Linked DNA regions of Homo sapiens: region 1 is linked to region 2. Evidence: chromatin contacts called from ENCODE POLR2A ChIA-PET data. All regions are on one chromosome and are shown on one strand. Each heading gives the region's core, a stretch centred on a gene start or an enhancer-like site at or near the end of the contact. The rest is flanking DNA. Distances are from core to core; before and after follow the strand shown.

Evidence for each region. ChIA-PET counts read pairs that join two places held with the same protein, here RNA polymerase II (POLR2A).
Region 1: POLR2A ChIA-PET joins it to region 2 with 12 read pairs in PC-9. The contact joins the enhancer-like site here to the promoter of TARM1 in region 2. POLR2A ChIA-PET finds 5 or more read pairs at or near these places in 3 of 52 experiments (AG04450, CD8-positive, alpha-beta T cell and PC-9).

The regions. Positions count from the first base shown.
Region 1 is chr19:54,441,991-54,447,048 of GRCh38, forward strand. It overlaps LENG8-AS1 (LENG8 antisense RNA 1), which reads right to left. Exons shown (of 3, transcript NR_126418.1): 3 at 2,826-3,189. Among named protein-coding and RNA genes, the nearest start is that of LENG8-AS1, 4.5 kb to the right of the region's middle. Within about 2 kb of position 2,986, at least 2 of the 41 ENCODE cell types and tissues checked have a DNase peak (open chromatin) inside an H3K27ac peak, as active enhancers do.
Region 2 is chr19:54,078,560-54,083,006 of GRCh38, forward strand. It overlaps TARM1 (T cell-interacting, activating receptor on myeloid cells 1), which reads right to left and starts at 2,806. Exons shown (of 5, transcript NM_001135686.3): 1 at 2,748-2,806. The coding sequence starts at 2,781.

The DNA of each region.
Region 1 (5,058 bases), core at 1,736-4,235, 360 kb after region 2:
AGGGTGGTCTCAAACTCCTGGGCTCAAGTGATCCTACTGCCTTGGCCTCCCAAAGTGCTGGGATTACAGGCATGAGCCACCATGCCCTGCCCCAGAAGGAATGAATATATTTTTTTTTAATGAAAAGAACACTGGTGAGCTGTGGGACATTTTAATATATGTGTAACTGGAGGCCCATAAGGAGAGAGAAAGAAAGGAACAGAGAGAGTGTTTAAAGAAATAATAACCCCAAATTTCCCAAATTTGATACAAACTATAAAACCAAAGATACAAGAAACTCAACACACCCCAAGCAGAAGAAACACAAAGATAAACCAAGATACATCATAATCAAATTTCTTAAGACCAGTAACAAAGAGAAAATCTTGACAACAGCCAGATGAAAAACAAAAAGATTTTATAAACAGAGGAACAAAAATTAGGATGACACCAGATTTCTCACTGGAAACAATGTGAGAAAGCAGTGTAAGAAAATTCTTAAAGTAGCAAAAGAAAAAAGTAGTCAACCTAGAATTCGATACTCACTGAAACTGTTTTTCAAAAGTGGGCCGGGCACGATGGCTCACGCCTGTAATCCCAGCACTTTGGGAGGCAGAGGCGGGCGGATCACAAGGTCAGGAGATCGAGACCATCCTGGCTAACACAGTGAAACCCCGTCTCTACTAAAAATACAAAAAATTAGCCGGGCGTGGTGGTGGACGCCTGTATTCCCAGCTACTCGGGCGGCTGAGGCAGGAGAATGGCGTGAACCCGGGAGGCGGAGCTTGCAGTGAGCCGAGATCGCGCCACTGCACTCCAGACTGGGCGACAGAGCAAGACTCCCTCTCAAAAAAAAAACCAAAAAAACAAAAGTGAAGACAAGGCCAGGCGCAGTGGCTCACACCTGTAATCCCAGCATTTTGGGAGGCTGAGGCAGGCGTATCACCTGAGGTCAGGAGTTCGAGACCAGCCTGGCCAACATGGTGAAACCCCGTCTCTACCAAAAAATACAAAAATTAGCTGGGTGTGGTGGTGGGCACAGAGCAGAGATAGAACAGTATCATAAGGCTGGGCGTGGTGGCTCACACCTGTAATCCCAGCACTTTGGGAGGCCAAGGCAGGCAGATCCCGAGGTCAGGAGTTTGAGACCAGCCTAGCCAATATAGTGAAACCCTGTCTCTACTAAAAATGCAAAAAGGAGCTGGGTGTGGTGGTGCACGCCTGTAATCCCAGCTACTTGGGAGGCTGAGGCAGTAGAACTGCTTGAACCTGGGAGGAGTAGGCTGCAGTGAGTCGAGACTGTGCCACTGCACTCCAGCCTGCATGACAGTGAGACTCCGTCTAAAAAAAAAAAAAAGGTATCATAAAAAATGCTCAAACTTCCAAACTTCTCTCCACAAATGGTGCTAGAACAACTGGACATCAACATGCCAAAAATAAATAAATCAAATCTATACACAGACCTTAGTCTCTTCACAAAAATTAACTCAAAATGGATCATAGAGCTGAATGTTAAATGCAAATCTATAAAACTCCTAGAAGATAACATAGGAGAAAACCTACATGACTGGGTTTTGTGAATTTTTTTTTTTGAGACAAGAGTCTCACTCTGTCGCCCAGGCTGGAGTGCACTGGCAGAATCTTGGCTCACTGCAACCTCTGCCTCCTGGGTTCAAGTGATTCTCATGCCTCAGCCTCCTGAGTAGCTGGAATTACAGGTGTGCGCCACCACGCCCGGCTAATTTTTGTATTTTTAGTAGAGATGGGGTTTTGCCACGTTGGCCAGGCTGGTCTCAAACTCCTGGCCTCAAGTGATCCACTCACCTCGGCTTCCCAAAATACTGGGATGACAGCTGTGAGCCACCACGCCCAGCCGTGATAATTTTTTTGATACATCAAAGGCATGATCCATGAAAGAAACTTACAAGCTTGACTTTATTAAAATAATAATAAAAAAACCCCTCTGCTAGGCCAGGCGTGGTGGCTCACGCCTGTAATCCCAGCTCTTTGGGAGGCCGAAGCGGGCGGATCATGAGGTCAGGAGATCGAGACCATCCTGGCTAACACGGTGAAGCCCCATCTCTACTAAAAATACAAAAAATTAGCCAGGTGTGGTGGCAGGTGCCTGTAGTCCCAGCTACTCAGGAGGCTGAGGCAGGAGAATGGCGTGAACCCGGGAGGCGGAGCTTGCAGTGAGCCAAGATCACGCCACTGCACTCCAGACTGGGCGACAGAGCGAGACTCCATCTCAAAAAACAAAACAAAACAAAACCCTCTGCTCTTTGAAAAACATTTTTAATATAATGAGAAAAGCTGCAGCCTGGGAGAAACTATTTGCAAGAGACCTATCTCATGAAGGACTGCTATCCAAGATTTACAAAGGGCTCTTAAAACTCAGTTAACAGGAAAACAATCTGATTAAAAAATAGGAAAAGGGGCCAGGCATGGTGGCTTACACCTGTAATCCCAGCACTTTGGGAGGCCAAGACGGGCAGGAATTTGAGACCAGCCTGGCCAATATGGTGAAACCCTGTCTGTACTAAAAATACAAAAATTAGCCAGCATGATGGCACGTGCCTGTAGTCCCAGCTACTCGGGAGGCTGAGGCAGAAGAATTGCTTGAACCCGGGAGGCGGAGGTTGGAGTGAGCCGAGATGGTGCCACTGCACTCCAACCTGGGTGACAGAGTGAGACTCGGTCTCAAAAAAAAAAAAAAAAAAAAAAAAAAAAAAAAAAAAAAAAAGGATTGTTTCTGGGTGTGTCTGTGAGGGTGTTGCCAGGGAGGCTGACACTTGAGTGAGTGGACGGGGAGAGGGAGACCCACTCTCAGTGTGGGTGGGCACCATCCAGTCAGCGCAGAAGGTGGGAGGGGCTGGCTTGCTGAGTCTTCTGGCTTTCATCTTTCTCCTGTGCTGGATACTTCCTGTCTTTGGAGATTAGACTCCAGGTTCTTTGGCCTTTGGACTCTTGAACTTCCACCAGTGGTTTGTCGGGGACTCTTAGGCCTTCCGCCACAGACTGAAGGCTGCGCCGTTGGCTTCCCTACTTTTGAGGCTTTTGGACTTTGAGACGTGACTGGCTTCTTCCTTCCTCAGCTTGCAGATGGACTATAGTGGGACTTTGCCTGATGATCCTGTCAGCCAGTTCTCCCTAATATACTCCCTTTCAATATATACATATATCCTGTTAGTTCTGGCCCTCTGGAGAACCCTAATACAGATGGCAAATAAACACAGGAAAAGATGTTCACCGTATGTCATTAGGGAACCGTCCGTTAAAACAAGACACCACTGGCCGGGCGCGGGGGCTCACACCTGTAATCCCAGCACTTTGGAAGGCCAAGGCAGGTGGATCACGAGGTCAAGAGATCGAGATCATCCTGGCCAACATGGTGAAACCCCGTTTCTACTAAAAATACAAAAATTAGCTGGGCGTGGTGGCGCACGCCTGTAGTCCCAGCTACTCGGGAGGCTGAGGCAGGAGAATCGCTTGAACCCAGGAGGCGGAGGTTGCAGTGAGCCGAGACCATGCCACTGCACTCTAGCCTGGAAGACAGAGTGAGACTCTGTCTCAAAAAAACAAAAAAAAAACAAGACACCACTACATACCTATTAGAATGCCAAATCCAAAATGCTGGCACCACCAAATGCTGGCAGAAATGTGGAGCAACAGAAACCCTTCTTCATTGGTGCTGGCAATGCAGAATGGTACAGCTACTTTGGAGGACAGTGTGGTGGTCTCTCATAATCCTAAACATACTCTTAGAATATGAACCAGCAACACTGCTCCCCAGTATTTACACAGATGGGTTGAAAACTTCTGCCCACAAAGAAATCTGCACGTGCACGTTTATGGCAGCTTTCTTTATCACTGCCAAAAACTTGGAAGGAACCAAGATATCCTTCAATAAATGTCTTACTACATTCTGGTTGTTGTAACAAAATACCATACACTGCGTAGCTGAGGCAGGAGGATCACTTGAGCCTGGGAGGTTGAAGCTGCTGTGGGCTGAGACAGAGATCACATCATTGCACTCCAGCCTGGGTGACAGAATGAGAAACCCTGTCTCAAAAAAAAAAAAAAAGTACAGTTTTGGTTTTTGCTGTGACTGGGCTCCTGGAGTGAGAGCTCTGGATCCCAGCTGCAAGATGAGGAATCTGGAGCCGAGAGAAGGGAAACGAGTTTTCCAAGTCATACGGCTGGTTAAGTAAAAGAGCCGGGATTATGACTTAGGTTTCCTGCCCCCCAAGATTATTATTTTTTGAAACAGAGTTTCGCTCTGTCTCCCAGGCTGGAGTGCAATGGCATGATCTGGGCTCACTGCAACCTCCACCCCCAGGGTTCTAGCGATTCTCCTGCCTCAGCCTCATGAGTAACTGGGATTACAGGCATGCGCCACCATGCCCGGCTAATTTTTCTGTATTTTTAGTAGAGACGGGGTTTCGCCATGTTGGCCAGGCTGGTCTTGAACTCCTGACCTCAGGTGATCCACACGCCTCGGCCTCCCAAAGTGCTAGGATCACACGCATGAGCCACCGCGCCTGGCCTACCCAAGATTATTAAAATAAGTTTTCAGAAGCAACCCCCTACTGGCCAGGCGCAGTGGCTCATGCCTGTAATCCCGGCACTTTGGGAGGCAGAGGCGGGCGGGTCACCTGAGGTCCGGAATTCCAGATACTGTGAAACCCTGTCTTCACTAAAAATACAAAAATTAGCTGGGTGTGGTGGTGCACGCCTGTAAAGAGAATTGCTTGAACCTGGGAGGCAAAGGTTGCAGTGAGCTGAGATCGTGCTACTGCACTCCAGCCTGGGCGACAGAGCCGTCTCAAAAAATAATAATAATAATAGATTTTTTAAGAAAAGCAATCCCCTAGTGACTTCTTAGAGCACATCATCAGACAGTTGGGGTAAAATTCTGAAGTGGATTAAGGGAGGGGTGCTGGTTTGCCTGGATGGCTACATGAACATAGCCCTGGAACCAACCAAATATGTAACTGGACAACAGAAAAATAAGTACAGGGTGCATTAATCAGAGGCAACAATGTTTTGTACTTAAGTACACAGAAGACACGATGTGAA
Region 2 (4,447 bases), core at 1,556-4,055:
GTAGAAATGGGGTTTCACCCTATTGGCCAGGCTGTTCTCGAACTCCTTACGTCAGGTCATTGCAAAAAAAGTGCTGGGATTACAGGCGTGAGCCACCATGCCCAGCCTCATTTTTGTATTTTTTGTAGAGACAGGGTTTCACCATGTTGCCCAGGCTAGTCTCGAACTCCTGGGCTCAAGCGATCTGCCTGCCTCAGACTCTCAAAGTGCTGGGATTACAGGTGTGAGACACTGTGCTCGGCCTACAGTGGGATTTTAGCCATAAAAAGGAAAGGAAATCTGACATATCCTACAATATAGATGTAGCTCGAGGATATTATGCTGAGTAAACTAAGTCAGGCAAAAAAGAACAAGTGTTATGATTCCACTCATACATCCTAGAATAAGCAAATTCATAGAGATAAAAATTAGAATGGGCTGGACACGGTGGCTCACGCCTGTAATCCCAGCACTTTGGGAGGCCGAGACAGGCAGATCACAAAGTCAGGAGATCGAGACCAGCCTGGTCAACATGGTGAAACCTTGTCTCTACTAAAAAAAAAAAAAAAAAAAAACTTAGCCAGGCATGGTGGTGAGCGCCAGTGATCCCAGCTACTCGGGAGGGAGAGGCAGGAGAATCGCTTGAACCCAGGAGGCGGAGGTTGCAGTGAGCTGAGATTAGGCCACTGTACTCCAGCCTGGGTGACGAAGCAAGACTCCATCTCCGAAAAAAAAAAAAAAAAAAGAAATTAGAATGGAGGTTACCAGGGGCTGGGAGGACCGCGGCAAATACAGAGTTATTGGTTAGAGGGTGTAGCGTTCATATTGGGAATTGTGATTGTTAATTTGATTTATCAGCTAGACCAGGCCACAGGATGCTGGGATATCTGGTTAAACATTATTTCTGGGCGTGTCTGTGAGGGTGTTTTTAGAAAGATCAGCATTTGAATCTAATGCTGAGTCGGGCAGGTTGGCCTTCCTAATGGAGGTGGGTATTCTGCTGAGGGCCAGGATGGGAGAAAAAGGTGGCAGAGCCACCACAGTGGCTCACGCCTGTAATCCCAGCACTTTGGGAGGCCAAGGCAGAAGGGCTGCTTGAGGCCAGGAGTTTGAGACCAGCCTGAGTAACATAGTGAGATCCCGTCTCTACAAAAAATTTAAAAATTACACGGGGCACTGTGGCTCACGCCTGTAATCCCAGCACTTTGGGAGGCTGAGGCTGAGGCGGGCAGATCACCTGAGGTGATCACCTGAGGGAGCTCAAGACCAGCCTGGCCAACATGATGAAACCCCGTCTCTACTAAAAAGTACAAAAAATCAGCCGGGTGTGTGGTGGGCACCTGTAATCTCAGCTACCCAGGAGGCTGAGGCAGGAGAATTGCTTGAGCCCAGGAGGTGGAGGCTGCAGTGAGCTGTGGTCATACCACTGCACTCCAGCCTGGGTACAGAGTGAGACTTTGTCTCAAAAAAAGGAAAAGGAGGGAAGGAAGGAAGGAAGGAAGGAAGGAAGGGAAAGAGAGAGAGGAAGGAAGGAATGAAGGAGAAAGAGAAAGAAAGGAAGGAAGGAAGGAAGGAAGGAAGGAAGGAAGGAAGGAAGGAAGAAAGCAAGCAAGCAAGCAAGCAAGCAAGCAAGCAAGCAAGCAAGCAAGCAAGCAGGCAAGCAAGCGGGGGCTCACGCCTGTAATCCCAGCACTTTGGGAGGCCGAGGCGGGCAGATCAAGAAGTCAGGAGATGGAGACCATCCTGGCTAACACAGTGAAACCTACGAAAAAAGCCGGGCATGGTGGCGGGCGCCTGTAGTCCCAGCTACTCGGGAGGCTGAGGCAGGAGAATGGCGTGAACCCGGGAGGCGGAGCTTGCAGTGAGCAGAGATCGCACCACTGCACTCCAGCCTGGGCGACAGAGCGAGACTCCATCTCAAAAAAAAAAAAAAGAAAGAGAGAGAGAGGAAGGAAGGGAGGAAGGAAGGAAGGAAGGAAGGAAGGAAGGAAGGAAGGAAGGAAGGGAAGGAGAAAAAGAAAGAAAGGAAGGAAGGAAGGAAGAAAGAAAGAGGTTTTAGTGTAGATAGTGGTGATGGTTACACAGCGGCCTCAATTTACTTTATAGTTATCTATTTGACACTAAATTTTTATTTATGGTATTAAGGTTTCTGGGCCAGGCACAGTGGCTCACATCTGTAATCCCAGCACTTTGAGAGACTGAGGTGGGCAGATCACCTGAGGTCGGGAGTTCGAGACCAGCCTGGCCAACATGGTGAAACACCGTCTCTACTAAAAATACAAAAATTAACCAGGCATGGTGGCGCACCCCTGTAATCCAGTTACTCAGGAGGCTGAAGCAGGAGAATCGCTTGAACCCGGGAGGCAGAGGTTGTGGTGAGCCGAGATCACGCCATTGCACTACAGCCTGGGCAACAAGAGCAAAACCCTGTCTCAAAAAAATAAAATAAAATAAAATAAAATAAGGTTTCTATTCTGAATACTTTTACTTACACACAAAAAGTCAGAGTTGATCCTGAGAAAAGGGGTAAGCCAATGAAGCCAGGTGGTGGAGGCATTCAGCAAAACTCACGAAGTTGAAACTACAGGAGTTGAAGTTTGCAGAGCACTCGTTTCCAGGGAATGTCTGCAGTGCACTCAGCAGGACGTCTCACTCCTCCCGTGTGCTCAGTAAGCCAAAGTTGATGTTATTATTTCCATCCCCAGCCCAACTATCCCACCAGTTCCATGATTTTCTGCAGTCCCAGTGGATAGCCCTGTGAGACTTACTGAAACAGAGGAGGGAAAGCAGCTTAGGGATCATGATGGCTCCTTAGCCCTCCCAGAGTCCGTCTTGGGTTCTGCAGTCCACAGATGGGAGAAGAGCTGGAGTCGTCGCTGCCTCTCTCCCACCCCAGAGTGTGGGCAGTAACAGCCTTTCCTAGCCTTTCAGTTTCCCCTCCCATATCCACATTCAGGAAACATGTTGATGTTGCTGATTGCAACATGCTCCTTACACACACCAGTGTTCGAGCACTTGACTCACAGGAAATGCTCCTCTGTCTCAGGCAGATTTCAGGCATCAAACAGGTAACCCCGAAAATGCTTCAGACTTGGCCCTGAAGGGTTCGTATTGAAGAGATGAAAGCACTTCACTCTTTTTTTTTTTTTTGAGATGGTGTCTGGTTCTGTTACCTGGGCTGGAGTCCAGTGGCACGATCTCAGGTCATTGCAACTTCAGCCTCCTGGGTTCAAGCAATTCTCCGGCCTCAGCCTCCCAAGTAGCTGGGATTATAGGCGCATGCCACCATGCCCGGCTAATGTTTGTATTTTTAGTTAAGATGAGGTTTCACAAGTTAGCTGGGCTAGTCTTGAACTCCTCGCCTCAAGTGATCCACCTGCCTCGGCCTCCCAAACTGCTGGGATTACAGGCATGAGCCACTGTGCCAGGCCTTCATCACCATTTTTTTTTTCTTTTGAGACAGAGTTCCACTCTTTCGCCCAGGCTGGAGTGAAGTGGCAAAATCTCATCTCATTGCAACCTCCAACCCCCAGGTTCAAGCGGTTCTCCTGCCTCAGCCTCCCAAGTAGCTGGGATTACAGGAGCCCTTCAACACGCCCAGTTAATTTTTGTATTTTTTAGTAGAGATGAGGTTTCACCATGTTGGCCAGGCTGGTCTCAAACTCCTGATCTCAAGTGATCCACCCACCTCAGCCTCCCAAAGTGCTGGGATTACAGGCATGAGCCACTGTGCCCAGCCAGTCATGAGCTCATTTTTTAAGTTCAGAATATTTCAGTACATATCTATCTTTATCAAATAAGAACCATTTTAAAAATAATATAAGCACCACAGCACTGTCACATCAAGAAAGTTAAGAGTACCTCCTTGATACCAGCTAATACCCATTCAGTACTCAAATTTCCCTGATTGTCTCAAAAATGTCATTTCTATCAGGTTTTTAAAGAATAAATCAGGATCCAATAAAAGTCTACAGATTGCATTTGATAATTATGTTAATTTAGCCTGGCGCAGTGGCTCATGCCTGTAATCCCAACACTTTGGGAGACCGGGGCAGGTAGATAACCTGAGGTCAGGAGTTCGAGACCAGCCTGGCCAACCATGGTGAAACCTCATCTCTACTAAAAATACAAAAATTAGCTGGGCGTGGTGGTGCACGCCTGTAATCCCAGCTACTCAGGAGGCTGAGGCAGGAGAACTGCTTGAACCTGGGAGGCAAAGGTTGCAGTGAGCTGAGATCGCACCATTGCACTCCAGCCTGGGCAACAGAGTGAGACTCAGTCTCAAAAAAAAAAAAAAATGTTAATTTGAATCAGACAAAATTTTTTATTTTTTTGTTAAAATAAGAAATCAAGCAAGTTAGTTTTTAACCATGTTTTTTTTCATCTTGCATTTGGAAGAAGAGCAAAATGCCCCGAAGTCTCGTTTTTGTTTTCGGATTTTTTGTCTTGATAGCACCTACTCTTCTTA